Linked DNA regions of Homo sapiens: regions 2, 3 and 4 are each linked to region 1. A link is a contact called in ENCODE Hi-C or POLR2A ChIA-PET data. All regions are on one chromosome and are shown on one strand. The core of a region is the stretch at or near the end of the contact, and the rest is flanking DNA. Distances in the headings are between cores, read along the strand shown.

Region 1 (3,417 bases), core at 365-2,864:
TTCCTATTTGAAAATCCACAACGGTTCCAAACGAGTAGCTCTCACACCACTTCAAATACGTGGCAACCTGGTAACCACTAAAATGCACCTGTATAACACACAAATGTAAAAGAACGATCTCTACTTGGATGGGTTAGAAATGTGTCAAGGGTCCTAATTCAGGGGCAAATTTCGAACTTGAACCCACGCTTTCTGCCTCCTACAGCTTGCATCTTTTTGTTGAGAAGAAACCCTTCAGGATTAGTTTTTAAGAGAAACCTTCCCGTTTTACATATGTAGAAACTGAGCCCAAAGAAACAAAATTATTTGTCCAAGGTCACGCCCAATATCAGTGGCCAAGTCAGAGAGGAACCCCTTGTTTCCAATTTAATAGCCAAGCCAGCTGCATGTTACTACTCTTTAAAACAAAAATTCCCTAACTGCATCGCTTCACCCCCTCTCGATTTTTGAATAAAGTTGTTTATTCAAAACGGCCCTTCCCCACGGTGGTGCTTTTATGCCTTCGGGTAGTAAAACCTTCCATAACGTGTTAGTGAAAAACACGAGGAGGCCACGTCTAACGCGGTGACTTTCACAGGCCTTTTTCTTTGGCCAAAATTTTCTCGGAAAGACTGTTAATCCTACATTCCGCTGGGGGAGGAGCGACGAGGGAGGAGGGAGGTCACCGGCAGCTGACAAGTCCTTACATGTACTTGCGCGTGCCCGGGACGCAGCCTGCGGGGCCGAGGAAACCAACGAAGGATGTATTAGGACGAGAGGGAAGGAAGGGGGCGGGAGAAAAACACGGTAGTGGGAAATCCCTGTGCACTGGATCTGCCAACCCCTCGCAAAGCTGAGAAGAGCCGTGCGTGAATAAATCTCATTAAATGGCCCGGCGCAGACACTGCAGCAGCAAAGAGGAGGGGGCACCGCGGCTCGCGCGGCACGTTCGGGAAGGGGGAACGCCAGGGCGGCCCTTTTATAGGCCGAAGCCCGCGCCCGCGCGCCCCCACCCTTCGCACCGCCCCCGGGCCACGCGCGGAGCCGCGGCGTTACCTGAGAAGGGCCGGCTGCGTCCGCACCCGGCCCCGCCCGTTCCGCCGCCCGCCCGCCCTTCCCTCCCGCGAGGCCGCAGCGGCACGAGATCTGCGCCTCGCCTCCCTCCTCACGCGGGCGGATTTTCTTACCTTGTGAAAAACCGTCTCAGCGGCTGCCCCCGCCTCCTCTGCTGGATGTGAAATGGCGGTCGGCGAGGCAAGTGTGAGCATCGCAGCTCCTGCCAATCCTGCATAGCCGCCAAAACGGCCCCGAACACTGGCGCCCCCCTCCCGCAAGCCCCTCGGAGCCCATCCATGAGATCGGTGCTCCGCCGCCCCTTCCGCTGCCCCTCACCCAGGTGACCGTGCCCGCCAGCCGAGTCATCGATCCCGCGCGGGCGCTGCCGGCCGCCGGCCGCCTCCCTCGCCGCGTGCCCGGGGAGGGGGAGAAAGCCCCTTCTCGGCCCCCGCCCTCCGTGTCCCGCCCGGGCGCCCGCCCTCTCGCTCCTTTTCCCGCCGAGCCCCCTCCCCCGCACTACTCGCAGCCTCCCTTCGCCACACACACCCCCCTCTCCCCTCCCCCCAGTGGTTGCGTCCGTGACATCATCATCATGGCAACAAGAGCTGCAGCCTGGGACCGAGGAGCCCGTGTGATTCCCGGCGGTGGCGGCAGTGGCGGCAGCACCAGCACCGACGAAAGCTCGAGGGCTTCTCTCCTGCGGCCCCTTGCCGGGTGCTCCTGAGGAGGCGGCGGCAGCAGCGCCTACACCGCCCCGCCCGCCGCTCCTCGAGGTGCCTCTGTGTGAGGGGAGGGGGCCGTGCCGAGAAGGGGAGGGGGCGCCGCCGCCGCTGCGGAGGGAGCCGCCGCCGCTGCTGCTGCCGCTGCCGGGTCGCCAGTGAAGGGAGGCAGTGGCGGCGGCGGCGAACATGTTTTCAGTAAGGATAGTGACTGCAGACTACTACATGGCCAGCCCGCTGCAGGGGCTGGATACCTGCCAATCCCCCCTCACCCAGGCCCCTGTCAAGAAGGTGCCGGTGGTGCGAGTCTTCGGAGCGACCCCGGCAGGTAAGCGGGCGCCGGGCGCGGGGCGGGAGCGGGAGTCGGCGGGGCGCCGGGGCCGCCCTCCCCGCCGCGCACACGCGCACACGCCACCGGCGCCGGCCGTCTCCGTGGATCGCTGCCGCGTCTTCCCTCCCCTCCGCCCTCCTCGCCTTTTCTCTCGTGCGTGACAAGAGCCGCAAAAATGTGGGTCCGCGCGAGCGCTGCGCGGCGCCCCCACCCCCGGGCAGGGAGGTGGCGAGCGCCGCGTGTTTAGACTGCGTGTGGCGGCCGGGAGCGGGAGCCGCACTCCAGGGCGCGGGCCGGGAGAGCGAAAGCCGCGGGCGCCCCGGACGGCGGGCCAGGTGGCCGCGCCATGTCCATCGGTGGACGGGTTCGTAGGGCCTGCTCTGAGGTCGGTCGCTAGTGGGACATCCCTTGTGTCCCCCAAGTGCCGCTTTCTGGAAACGGGGAAGTGTCAGCCTTGTTGTCAGTCGCTCCCCATGGTCTCTTCTCACCCTCGCTCTCCTCTGCCAGTTCCGGAGATGCAGTGGGCCGGAGAGAGTGGCGCTTGGGGCCAGATAATCTTTCTCACTGGGGTGACCGTGTGGCTCTGCTGTGAGTGCAGGTCGTGACTCCTTAGAGTTTAGTGCCTGAGCGTCGGGGGACAGGGCAGCATCCTTAGGTGCAGTGCTTTCAGGAAATGTGCATCCATGGAAGTAGGAAATGCGTGTTTATGTTGCCCAACCTAAAACATCACACTTAATGGGGTGAATTTATTAGGAACCACAGCCAGACTCAGCAGCACAGACATTTTGAAATGCTCCTAGGCTGGGCTGTAGGATTGCGTTTTAAGTACAGGTATATATTTTTTAAACACAACTATGTTGAAGAAGGGATGGGAAGGGGAGACAGCCGTGACAGAAGGTACGTTCTCAAAAACTCCTGGGGCTTATGATAATATAAAAAAGATAGAGGCCCAGTTTACTAGGTGTTTTAAAATGGTTTTGCTTTTTTGCATGCTTTGAACTGCTTCCATGAAATAATGGAGTTCTAGGAAATAATGCATCTTAGGAAAGGTTGTTCTTCCCTCTAGCTATGAATTGCCCTATGGGATTTTAGATAGCATTTCCCACTTGATGCTCCTTGCCCTCATCACCATTCATCTTATTACTACAGTCAGTTTCTGTGGACTACCAAGATAATAGCGCTTTCCCAAACACAAGCACTCATTTTAAAGCAGTTATCTTTTAATGTGAATTCTCTTTGTTAAAATGTCAATGTTGTGAGATTTGGTAGCATATTCCTATTTAAACTAGTGAATATGATTTTGATATGAACCTTGAAAGATGGGGAATTTGA
Region 2 (3,417 bases), core at 918-3,417, 5.0 Mb after region 1:
GCCAATATGGTAAAACCCCCGTATTTGTATTTTCAGTCTTTACTAAAAATACAAAAATTAGCCAGGCGTGGTGGCACGCGCCTGCATTCCCTGCTACTAGGGAAGCCGAGGCAGAAGAATCGCTTGAACCCAGGAGGTGGAGGTTGCAGTGAGCTGAGATTGCACCACTGCACTCCAGCCTGGGCGACAGAGCGAGACTCTGTCTCAAAAAAAAAAAAAAAAAAAAAAAAAGATCATGTGCCTTAGAGCATTTGTAGCTTTATCTCCCTGCAAGACTACAGATGCCTTCAGTGAAGACTCTTAGTACATTTTTTTCTTGCACTCTAACGGTCCCTTGTACATTGCAGGTTTTCAAATATGTGATGAATGAATAAAAACTATAGCACATAAGCTTAACCATTTCTAAAAGAATAACATGAGTTGCTCATCATCCTTCTCTTCCCTTGCTTTAAAAATACCCCAAATAAATAATAACACATTGCTACTTACCATTGTGTCTGATAATGACATTCCAGAAAAAGAAATGCTTGGGTCATACCGGCTTGATTTGAAAAGACCCATGAAGTCGGTGTCACTGTTTGCACAGTTTGGCAAGTTTGATTTAATAACACTTTCAATATGATTAGCCTTTTCCATATCATCATTCTTCAGTTTTGACAATTCAGAAAATTTAGTTTCTGGCAAGTGTAGGTTGCTTCGTGAATCCAGATCTTCTTTGGTTTTCTCTTTTTGCGGGTATTTTTCCATGTGGCTTGGACTTTTCAAACTGGAGTGTGATGTACTTGACGAGTTGAAATTGAAGACCTTTAAGGAGTTGTCGGGCAGAAGATTTGACTGTTCTTTGTTCAAACCACAGGGCGGGGCACCCTCAGTCGTGGGCTGTGACACTGAAGACTGAGATAGGGAACCGTTCTGAGAAGTACTGAAAGCCGTGGTCATAGTGTTGACTGATGTCACAGAAGGAGAAAAGATTTTGTCTTGTGGTAAAGAAGATAACAAGCTTGAGAAAAGTGCACTTTTTTCTAGTCTCGATCTCTTAATGCCACCATTTGTGACGTCCCTGTTCTCTTTGTCATTGATTTCCGGCATCACCAGAGGCTCACTGTTCCCATTAGTGTTGGTGTGCAGGGACTTGAAGAGGACGCTCTGTTCAGCAGATGCACGTTTGGGTCTCAGTTTGGATTTTGTGTCAAGGTTCTGCATCAAATGTAAAGCCGGTGACATTTCTGGCTGACTTTCCTTCTTCTTCCCCAAACCAAAGGTAAACACTTTGGGATCAAACACCTTTTCTAAATGGTCTTCGTGAATAGGAGGCATGGCAAAGTGAGGAGCAGGAGAGTTTGGCATCCTGGCCTTCTTTCTTTTCATGGGCATACAAACTGCGCTATCCATCTGTTTTATAATTTCAGTGAATTTTTCCATATCAGAAGAAGAATCAAATACACTATCATCACTACCAGCAGAAATGTTCAAAAGGCTGGCAGGGCTATCCTGGCCATTTGTAACAGTCTGATCTGGCCTTTGAGGAGTGGCTAAGTGATTTCCGCTGCTGGGAGAGTTGGTGGGACTGGATTCAGCCATCAGGGGTGTTCTGCTGCCCTGACTTTGAGCCTGAATAGGCAGAGTTTTCTCTGATGCTGGCGGTATGACTTGTGGGCCAGATTTTGCCGCGAGCTCTGCTGTGCAATGAGAGTGTTCATTGCCCAGTACTTCCTCTTGTGGGGGAGCACAACTTGCAACGGAAACCACTTCAGGTTCATTACTGTGACAAGTTGGCAACTGCACTTCTCTAACTTCAGAGCTCTCTGGGATGACCTGGGAGCTCACATCCTGGGTGCTCTCCACGGGGAGCACGAAGGACCTGACCTGGACGAGGACTCTGGATGGACACTCACTTCCCACAGCTTCTGGACTACGCTCTGTGGACAAAGGAGGGGTTGTTTCTCCTCCAAGTTCTAAAAGTGGCATTTTCTCATTGTTCTGACGAGACACAGGCAAAACACATCCTTTATGGTTTTCTGACACTTTTAGATCAGTGCATGGGAAACTGCTTATGGGTGATTGAACACATGTGTCTTTGGGAACATCCCCAGGAGCGGGTGCAGACAGTGAAAGAGAAGGCCCAGGAGATGACTCAGCAGGGGACTGTGAGTCAGAAAATGTATGCTGTGGCTTTGGCATGGCCGTTGGAGGTAAATCTTTGGTATCCACAGTGGTGGGGATGTCTTGTGCTGTATCGGTTACATTTTCAAGTACAAGGCTTTTGCTGTCTGCAGCCTCTGAGTCCTCCTTCTCTAAGAGCTTATGATCCTTGACAGGAATCAGAGCAGAAGCCACTGGTTCTGAAAGGCAGCCAGCATCTGTTTGTACATCTGCTTTATCATCTTGGTTAGGCTGAGGACCAAGAGCTTGATTCTCAGAAGAGTCTCCATTCATTCCTCTGGTTGCTGGCAGAATCTCTTCTTCCGAGACGGTAACTTTGGTTTCTATAGCAGTTTCCTTAACCAGCACACCATTCTGGGGACTGTTTGGCATTACTTTCTTTTCAGGTTGCTCCATTTCTTTGGCTTTTTTGGCTAAATTCAGCTTTGCCCTCCCAACAAACGTTTTACTAGAGGCAGGAGTATTCCTTTGGCCTCGAATGTCAGTGTGTCTTGGGCTACTGTTTGTCCGTTTGTTTTCAAATAAGGAGATTTTGGTGGCAGTGTTGCCTTTGTGAACTGGCTGGCTAAATGGATTGTGCTCATTTCCCAAACTGTCAAGATTCTTAGGGGTTTTAAGATTTAGTTCCACATGTTTGGGCTTGGCAGGGCTGTGAGGAAAAAGCAGGAAGATAAAGTTATTGACCTAGTTTTAAAAAGTGAACACACAAACCAATTAATTATAAAACTATGAAAAGCCAACATCTCCCTGATATATAACATTTGGAGTGTGGTGTGTGTGTGTGTGTATGTGTGTGTGTGTGTGCGCACACATGTGTTTTTAAGACAAGGTCTTGCTCTGTCGCCAAGACTGGAGTACAGCAGTGTGATCATAGATTGCTGCAGCCTCGAACTCCTGGGCTCAGGCAATCCTCCTGCTTCAGCCTCCCAGGTAGCTGGGACTACAGGCACATATCACACACCCAACTAATTTTTTTATTTTTATTTTTTTGTAGAATGGGGTCTATGTCACCCAGGCTGGTCTCAAACTCCTGGCTTCAAGCAATCCTCCCATCTTGGCCTCCCCAAGTGCTGGGATTACAGGCATGAGCCACCATTCTCTGCCACATTTGTTTTTTAATGAAACTATTTTTAAATAGTCCTAAGTACACTACCAACTATTTTTAATGGGTGTTTTGCTTGCATATGAGGGATCGGAAGATTATATAGCCAAGAAACTCTAGGGATGAGGGATGAACTAATTTATTGAGTACGT
Region 3 (3,417 bases), core at 609-3,108, 4.0 Mb after region 1:
CTAACAGACCTGAATTTTGTTGCCAAGAGTTTATCTCTTTCACAGGAATTATTTTCAAACTTCAGCTTACTTACTTTAAGGGCATAGACTGTGTTTGATACTTATAATCACAATTCATGTTAAATAAAATGTGCCCCTGAAAAGTTACACCTAAACTGAATTTTTGTAAATAAAAAATTTAAATCACAAGGAAAACTTGCCAAAGGGAGAGTATGAAGCTAAATCTTTTGTAGAGAAAATCATCTTGTTTTGCAAAGTGAACAACTACTCTTTAAGTCCCAATCTTTATTTGTAGCTCAAGAGGCTGGTACAGTATTATGCATGATGCTCATTTAAAAAATACTGACAGGCTGGGCATGGTAGCTGGTAGCTCACACCTGTAATCCCAGCACTTTGGGAAGCCGAAGTGGGCGGATCACTCGAGGTCAGGAGTTTGAGACCAGCCTGGTCAACATGGTGAAACCCAGTCTCTACTAAAAATACAAAAGTTAGCCGGGCGTGGTGGCAGGCGCCTGTAGTCCCAGCCACTTGGGAGGCTGAGGCACAAGAATTGCTTGAAACTGGGAGGCGGAGGTTGCAGTGAGCTGAAATCGCGCCGCTGTACTCCAGCTTGGGTGACAGAGCAAGACCCATCTCAAAAAATAAATAAAAAATAAAAATAAAATACCATGAATTTGGAAGGATTTTGAAAGTTTTAGAGAGTTTTATAAGCTATTTTTAAGAGTGTAAAAAATGGATAATATATCCTTTATTAAGAACGGTTAACACCTGTTTTAGGTGATAAGAAAGGAGGTAAGATCTTAGGCACATTTGAAAAAAAAATAGGTAGCATTACTTAAAAGATAATCATATTGACTGTTTCCTCTCAGCAATAAGGAGAAAAGAGTGGATGGGAGCCTATTATTTAGACGGTGTAATCTTTCGGTTAGAATACGGATTCTGAAACCAGATTGTCTGGGCTCACATCCCTGTCTAGTGTGGTCTTAGGGAACTTACGCGACTCGACTGCACCTTAGTTTCCTCATACAAAACACGGAGAATACTAATATTATCTACTTAATGAGGTTGTTCTGAGGATTAAATAAAGTAATACATGAACTAGTACGTGAAAAGCACTCCGGTCAGCGATAGTCTTCAATCCTGGAGTTGAGCTCCAGGCTAGGCATAAAGAGGAAGATAAGAGGCAGGGAGTAGGCAACGTTTCATTCTTCCTCTCCGCACCCGCGGGAAGGAGGCACCGCTGTTTCTCCCAAGGCTCAGCGAGGAGGCCGGTAATTCGAAGTTGGATCCGAGGACTTTCCTTGGGACCCCTTTCCGCCGCACCACGCTGCCTTATGTCTGGTTGGGCCCTGAGGACACGAGGGCTCAGCCCCACGCCCCGACTAGGCGTTCCACCACTGAGACGTGGCCCCAGCTCCAGGAGGCATGCAGCCCGAGAGGCCGCCTTCACGCCCGGCCACGGCCACTGCCACTGCCAGGGGCTGGTGGCGATAGCGACAAAAAGCTTCCGGGAGGAACTGGTGCCTCCGCCCGACGCCCTTCCTTGCGGGCAAGCCGGGGGCTGACCGTTGTTCGTGACACCAATACTTATGCATGCCACTCAGTGCTGGGCGCCGGGGACTCTAATGAATCCAGACTCGGCCCAGATACCGTGTGCAGAGGGACCACTCGCCGCCCACAACTGATCCCTGTCACTGACGACCTTTGCTGGCCCAGAGCGGCGGGGTGGGAGGAGCTGAACCTCCCAACCCGGGTTCACCTCCAAAGCACCGCCCCTGCGGGGGCGTTCTCGGGTACGCCGTAAAGTAGAGAGTATACTTAACAACCCGCCTCTGTCTTTACGGCAGGCCGCATTCCATGCCTCCAATATGGCGTCCTCCACATAGGCAGTGGCTGTGGTTTCTACCCCGGGTGGCCGGGGGCAGTGCTGAGCTGGGACTGTTGTTTGCCCAGCCTGGGCTGCAGAAAGCAGCAGTTAAAGTTCGTTTCTGGTCACTGCTCCAGGAAGCCACCTTACTCTGAGGGTCAAGAATTGCCGCTTCCTTTTAGTTACTGTAAGTTCCTCCTCTGCCCCTGGTTTGTTTCCCGCGGCACTTCTGGATACCCCCAGGTCCCAGACCCTTCCAGACTCAAACCATGAACTTTCGGCAGCTGCTGTTGCACTTGCCACGTTATCTTGGAGCCTCGGGTTCCCCGCGTCGCCTGTGGTGGTCCCCGTCCCTCGACACCATCTCCTCGGTGGGCTCTTGGCGTGGTCGGTCCTCCAAGTCCCCGGCCCACTGGAATCAGGTAGTGTCAGAGGCGGAGAAGATCGTGGGGTACCCCACGTCCTTCATGAGCCTTCGCTGCCTGCTGAGCGACGAGCTCAGCAACATCGCTATGCAGGTGCGGAAGCTGGTGGGCACTCAGCACCCTCTGCTTACCACAGCCAGGTGAGCTACCCCTCTCCCGCTGACACACTCGCACTCATTGGAATACTTTTTTTTCTGGCGGGCATACGCATTCTAGCTCTCTCAGACTGGCTCCTGATTTATCTCTTTTTAGTCCTTCCTTTTTACTCACTCCTCCTAGACATTCCGTGTTGTCTCTTCTCTAGTCCACTTAACGTTCTTGCTCAGCTGAGTGCATAAGTGGTTTTCTTTGAAACACTTGTATGCTTTCCTCGATTTTGCTTCTTAATTGTTGAGGATGAAGATGCCTCAGTGATTTGTGGAGAAATCGAGCGGAGATGTAGGTTTATTGAGTCACTTCCTAGAAATTTTTTTTTTTTTTAATGGGATAGATTAATTTTCTGTCCCGCACTGTTCAGGGGGTCACCTCCAGAAAGTAGGCAAGGAGAGAGAGAGAGGCTGAAGGTAGATAATTCTTTCCAACGAATGTCTTGGGGTTGAAGTAGGAATTTATCCCGTTAGTAGTCATTATCTTCTTGGGATGTTTATCACTTATGCTGTACTACTGCTGTGAAACCTGCCTTTAGGATTTATAAAAGTTTTTTTTTTTTTTTTTTTTGAGACGGAGTCTCGCTTTGTCGCCCAGGCGGGAGTAGCTGGGACTACAGGTGCCCGCCACCACGTCCGGCTAATTTTGTTTTTGTATTTTTAGTAGATACGGGGTTTCACCGTGTTAGCCAGGATCGTCTCAATCTCCTGACCTCGTGATCCACCCGCCTCGGCCTCCCAAAGTGCTGGGATTACAGGCGTGAGCCACCGTGCCCGGCCAAAAGTTTTTTTTTTTTCTTCCACTTAAACCCCACACCTGAATTGTAATTAGTTTAAACATACAGCGAAGTTACAAAAATAATATAGTTCAAAGAACACACTTGCATACTCTTTAATCAGATCCACCTGCTACGTAGATATGTCTATATATGTCAATATATACATTAAATACATATACACACAGATATATATACTATTC
Region 4 (3,417 bases), core at 447-2,946, 3.5 Mb after region 1:
AACCAGATTTTTCCTCCAACAATGGAAGGAATATTATAATGCATTTAGTTAACAGAGTATAAAGTATTAAAATGAGTCCTTGAAATATAGTGTAATATTTGGTATTTGCATATTACACTTTCTCCTTTGAAAAGCATTTTCACAATTAGTCCTTTCAATCTCTGCAACCAGGTGGGCTATCCTTTTAACCCAGAGAGGGGCAATGGACTCTGGGATAGACCCCAGCCACAGCTGCCGCTGGACCGTGGGGTCGTTCAAAGATCTGGGCAGAAGTCCAGTTTCCAGCTCAGCGGACACCAGCCTCTAGGGTCCCACAGCCAGGGGAAGGAGAGGCTCCCGAGAGCGACTGCTCCCGCCACCGTCCATCCCTGAAATGCAGTTTCCTGTTCACAACCCGCAGGGAGAATGCCAGTCACTGTCAGGAAATTTTAAGGTCCTGGGCGATGGAGGGTCAAGGGCACACTGGCTTTGTGGCATCAAAATGATATGGGTTTGAATCCTCAGACATTCTTTTACTGTGAGGGACCTTGGGCAGTCTCTCTGGGCCTCAATTTTCTCATTTGTAGAGCAGACATACTTTGCTTTATTCCATGGGGTTTACTGATGACTAAATGACACAAAACAATAAAGGTCTCAGCCTACCGCCTGAAGCTGGTGGTTATAATTAGCAGCTCTGGAATGGGTAGGGAACCATCTGTAACGGCTTGGGGAAATCTTCATCTGCAAGATGGGCACAGCGTAGATTCAAATCTGTCGCCCAGTGGAGAGCGATCCGGTCTCACTGCAACCTCCGCCTCCCGGGTTCAAGCGATTCTCCTGCCTCAGCCTCCTGAGTAGCTGGGATTACAGGCGCGTGCCACCACAGCCGGCTAGTTTTTGTATTTTTAGTAGAGACGCGGTTTCACCATGTTGGTTAGGCTGGTCTGGAACTCCTGACCTCATGATCCACCCGGTCTCCCAAAGTACTGGGATTACAGGCATGAGCCACTGCGCCCGGCCAGATAGTAAACATTGCTTTGAAAACACAACTGCAACCCACACCTCCCGCAACCCACACCTCCCCATCCCCCAATTTTTTTTTTTTTTGAGATGGAGGCGCGCGCCACCACGTCCGGCTAATTTTTGTATTTTTAGTAGAGAGTGGGTTTCACCATGTTGGTCAGGCTGGTCTCGAACTCCTGATCTCATGATCCGTCCGCCTCGGCCTCTCAAAGTGCTGGGATTACAGGCGTGAGCCACTGTGCCCGGCCTCCCACCCCCTATTCTAAATGACACTTGTTTCCAAAATATGGGGGCTGGAGGAGCAGATCCAGAACCCAAGGAAACGTGATCAACCAGGGCAATTAATCCAGAGGGCAGGACAGGCTGAGCCTCAGCTCTTCTCTGAATATCTGGGACCCCTGCGCAGCCAGGTGAACCGCCCGCGACCGCTGCTCCGGCGGGAAGCCTTCTCTGGGATCCTGTACGCCGACGCCCGGAATCCGGCGTGGTGCGCTGGGAAACTGAGCGGTGGAGGAAGGCGGAGCGGTTAGGGGCGGGACCCTAGGGGAGGGGTTGGGGGAGGGCTTTGACGTTAGGGCGGGGCTAAGGGCGAGACCTCGCCGAGTTCCACCGTTGCGCTCGCCACGTCTCCCTTAGCGAGCTCGCTGGGGACACGCAGGGGGAGGGAAAACTGAGCGGGGCGGGAACTATCTCCTCTCGCGAGAGCTGGCGACGGCGGCGGCAGCGGCAGAGGTGGCGGCGGCGTGTCCGTGAGAGTGGCGTGGGGGCGGGGAGGAGAGGCGGCGGCGGCAGTGTCCAAGCTACGCCACTCGGGCCGGGGCGTTGGGAGCGGGAGTGCAGAGCGTGGTCGTGGCGGCGGCGGTGAGAAGAGCGAGGCGGAGGAGGGGGTGCCATGGCCGGGCAGCAGTTCCAGTACGATGACAGTGGGAACACCTTCTTCTACTTCCTCACCTCCTTCGTGGGGCTCATCGTGATCCCGGCGACATACTACCTCTGGCCCCGAGATCAGAATGCCGGTGAGTCCCGCCGGCCTTTGCCCGCGAACCCGCGCAGGCCCCGCCAGCGCCCCCAGGCCCTGCGGCGCCCGCTTGCCCGGCCCCAGCCCGCGGCGTCCGGGATGACAGGGACGGTGCGGCCCGGCCTGTGTCCAGCGTCCGCCACTGGCGGGGCCCGGGTCAGCAGCGTTTCCCTCGGCGCTTCTCCACCTCCCTTCATTGTCCTCAGGAGTTTCGCTCGCTCCATCTTCTCCATTGTTGTGGACGCTCCTTGCAGCCTCCTCCTGCCTCTTTGTCTTCTCTGCCTTTGCTTTTATTGGGGATTTTTCTTTATGGAGGAAGCGGGATGGGGACTTGGGAGGTGAGCAAAGAGTTGGCCAAGAAGAGACTGAACGTGCGGGCACAACTCTCAGTCCGTCCAGTTCGCGGCCCTCATCCCCCGACTCCGGTTTCCCTGTTGCAGCTGCTCTTAACAGATGTTTTAGGGCATCTCTGAGCCGGGTGGCATGCTTAGGACTCCAATTGAGCTTTCCACCGCCTACCCCCGTCACTTCCTCCCGTTGCTTTTTCATTTGTTCACTCACTGTGGGGGTTGGAAGCAATGCCGTTATTCCTCTTAGCAAAAATAGGCTTTTTTCTATTTCCTTTTCTTCGGAGTTTCCTGTTTGTGACGGAAAAAGTGCAAGTATGAAGGATTAAGTCTCGTTTAATTAATCTTGTAGGGAATTTTGAGGTAGTGGGTCGATTTACTTTTGGTTCTAAGTCTTTTCACATTAAACAACATCGAATTAAAGCACAGAATAACAGATTCTTTTCATATTTCACTTGATGTTTGGGTAATGTTTGCATCCATTTGTTGCACTCTACTAGGACATATGGCAGATGGTATTCTTAAAGCTGATGTAACTGCGAGGGCCTAATGGGTTATTTATGGTAGTGTTAACAGTAAGGAGTGGGTTTTGAGTATTAACAACTTAGGGAAAGCTTTCTATTGCACAAGAGCTGTGCTAACTTGCTTAAATATCTTCTCTTCAATTGGGTGTGCTGGAGGTCTAGGTTGTCCAGGTTATATACTCTACTTGGAGAAGTTGTTAACAGTGAAGCCTTGAATCAGCTCAGAACTTGTTATACTTTCAGATGGATTCAGTGTCCTGTAACATTCTTTTTCCCCCCCGCCCCATGTGATCTGCAGGAAACTAACATTCTTGACTTGGAATAGAACTAAAATAAATTTAGGATAAATAGTAACAAAGGATTGCATCATTTTGTACGTTTGACAATAAGTTTAAAAATCCATTAGATGCAAAAATCTGTCCAAAGTTACTAGTCTTAATACTTTTTTTACTCAATGGGTAGTTTATGAAATTTGGATCTTGGACTGTTGTGCCTTATTTCCTAAGTGCATTTAAATTGTGTAGGT

What was found. Hi-C counts contacts between places; a loop is a spot of excess contacts on that map. ChIA-PET counts read pairs that join two places held with the same protein, here RNA polymerase II (POLR2A). Pooled maps may share reads with other maps.
Region 2: a loop to region 1 is called in a pooled map, with 17 times the contacts of the local background. The contact joins the enhancer-like site here to the promoter of REV3L in region 1. A Hi-C loop is called at or near these places in 1 of 168 maps with a recorded cell type or tissue (naive thymus-derived CD4-positive, alpha-beta T cell), 1 of 37 single-sample maps with no recorded cell type and 12 of 50 pooled maps.
Region 3: a loop to region 1 is called in a map of CD8-positive, alpha-beta T cell, with 16 times the contacts of the local background. The contact joins the promoter of PDSS2 here to the promoter of REV3L in region 1. A Hi-C loop is called at or near these places in 1 of 168 maps with a recorded cell type or tissue (CD8-positive, alpha-beta T cell), 1 of 37 single-sample maps with no recorded cell type and 6 of 50 pooled maps.
Region 4: a map of OCI-LY7 shows a loop between it and region 1 (8-fold over the local background). The contact joins the promoter of SEC63 here to the promoter of REV3L in region 1. A Hi-C loop is called at or near these places in 2 of 168 maps with a recorded cell type or tissue (OCI-LY7 and naive thymus-derived CD4-positive, alpha-beta T cell) and 11 of 50 pooled maps. POLR2A ChIA-PET finds 5 or more read pairs at or near these places in 2 of 52 experiments (CD8-positive, alpha-beta memory T cell and GM10248).

The regions. Positions count from the first base shown.
Region 1 is chr6:111,481,415-111,484,831 of GRCh38, reverse strand. REV3L (REV3 like, DNA directed polymerase zeta catalytic subunit) reads left to right here and starts at 1,614. Exons shown (of 32, transcript NM_001372078.1): 1 at 1,614-2,082. The coding sequence starts at 1,944. It also overlaps TRAF3IP2-AS1. RefSeq lists enhancers at 468-827, 2,668-2,727 and silencers at 898-1,287, 1,328-1,557, 1,728-2,027, 2,088-2,157, 2,218-2,297.
Region 2 is chr6:106,518,526-106,521,942 of GRCh38, reverse strand. CRYBG1 (crystallin beta-gamma domain containing 1) reads right to left here. Exons shown (of 22, transcript NM_001371242.2): 4 at 490-2,812. Among named protein-coding and RNA genes, the nearest start is that of RTN4IP1, 110 kb to the left of the region's middle. RefSeq lists enhancers at 977-1,026, 1,767-2,256, 1,479-2,678. Within about 2 kb of position 2,167, at least 24 of the 41 ENCODE cell types and tissues checked have a DNase peak (open chromatin) inside an H3K27ac peak, as active enhancers do.
Region 3 is chr6:107,458,005-107,461,421 of GRCh38, reverse strand. It overlaps PDSS2 (decaprenyl diphosphate synthase subunit 2), which reads left to right and starts at 1,858. Exons shown (of 8, transcript NM_020381.4): 1 at 1,858-2,432. The coding sequence starts at 2,137. RefSeq lists enhancers at 896-1,817, 1,538-1,987.
Region 4 is chr6:107,956,487-107,959,903 of GRCh38, reverse strand. SEC63 (SEC63 protein translocation regulator) reads left to right here and starts at 1,696. Exons shown (of 21, transcript NM_007214.5): 1 at 1,696-2,018. The coding sequence starts at 1,895. RefSeq lists enhancers at 453-1,053, 1,656-2,257 and a silencer at 1,494-2,033.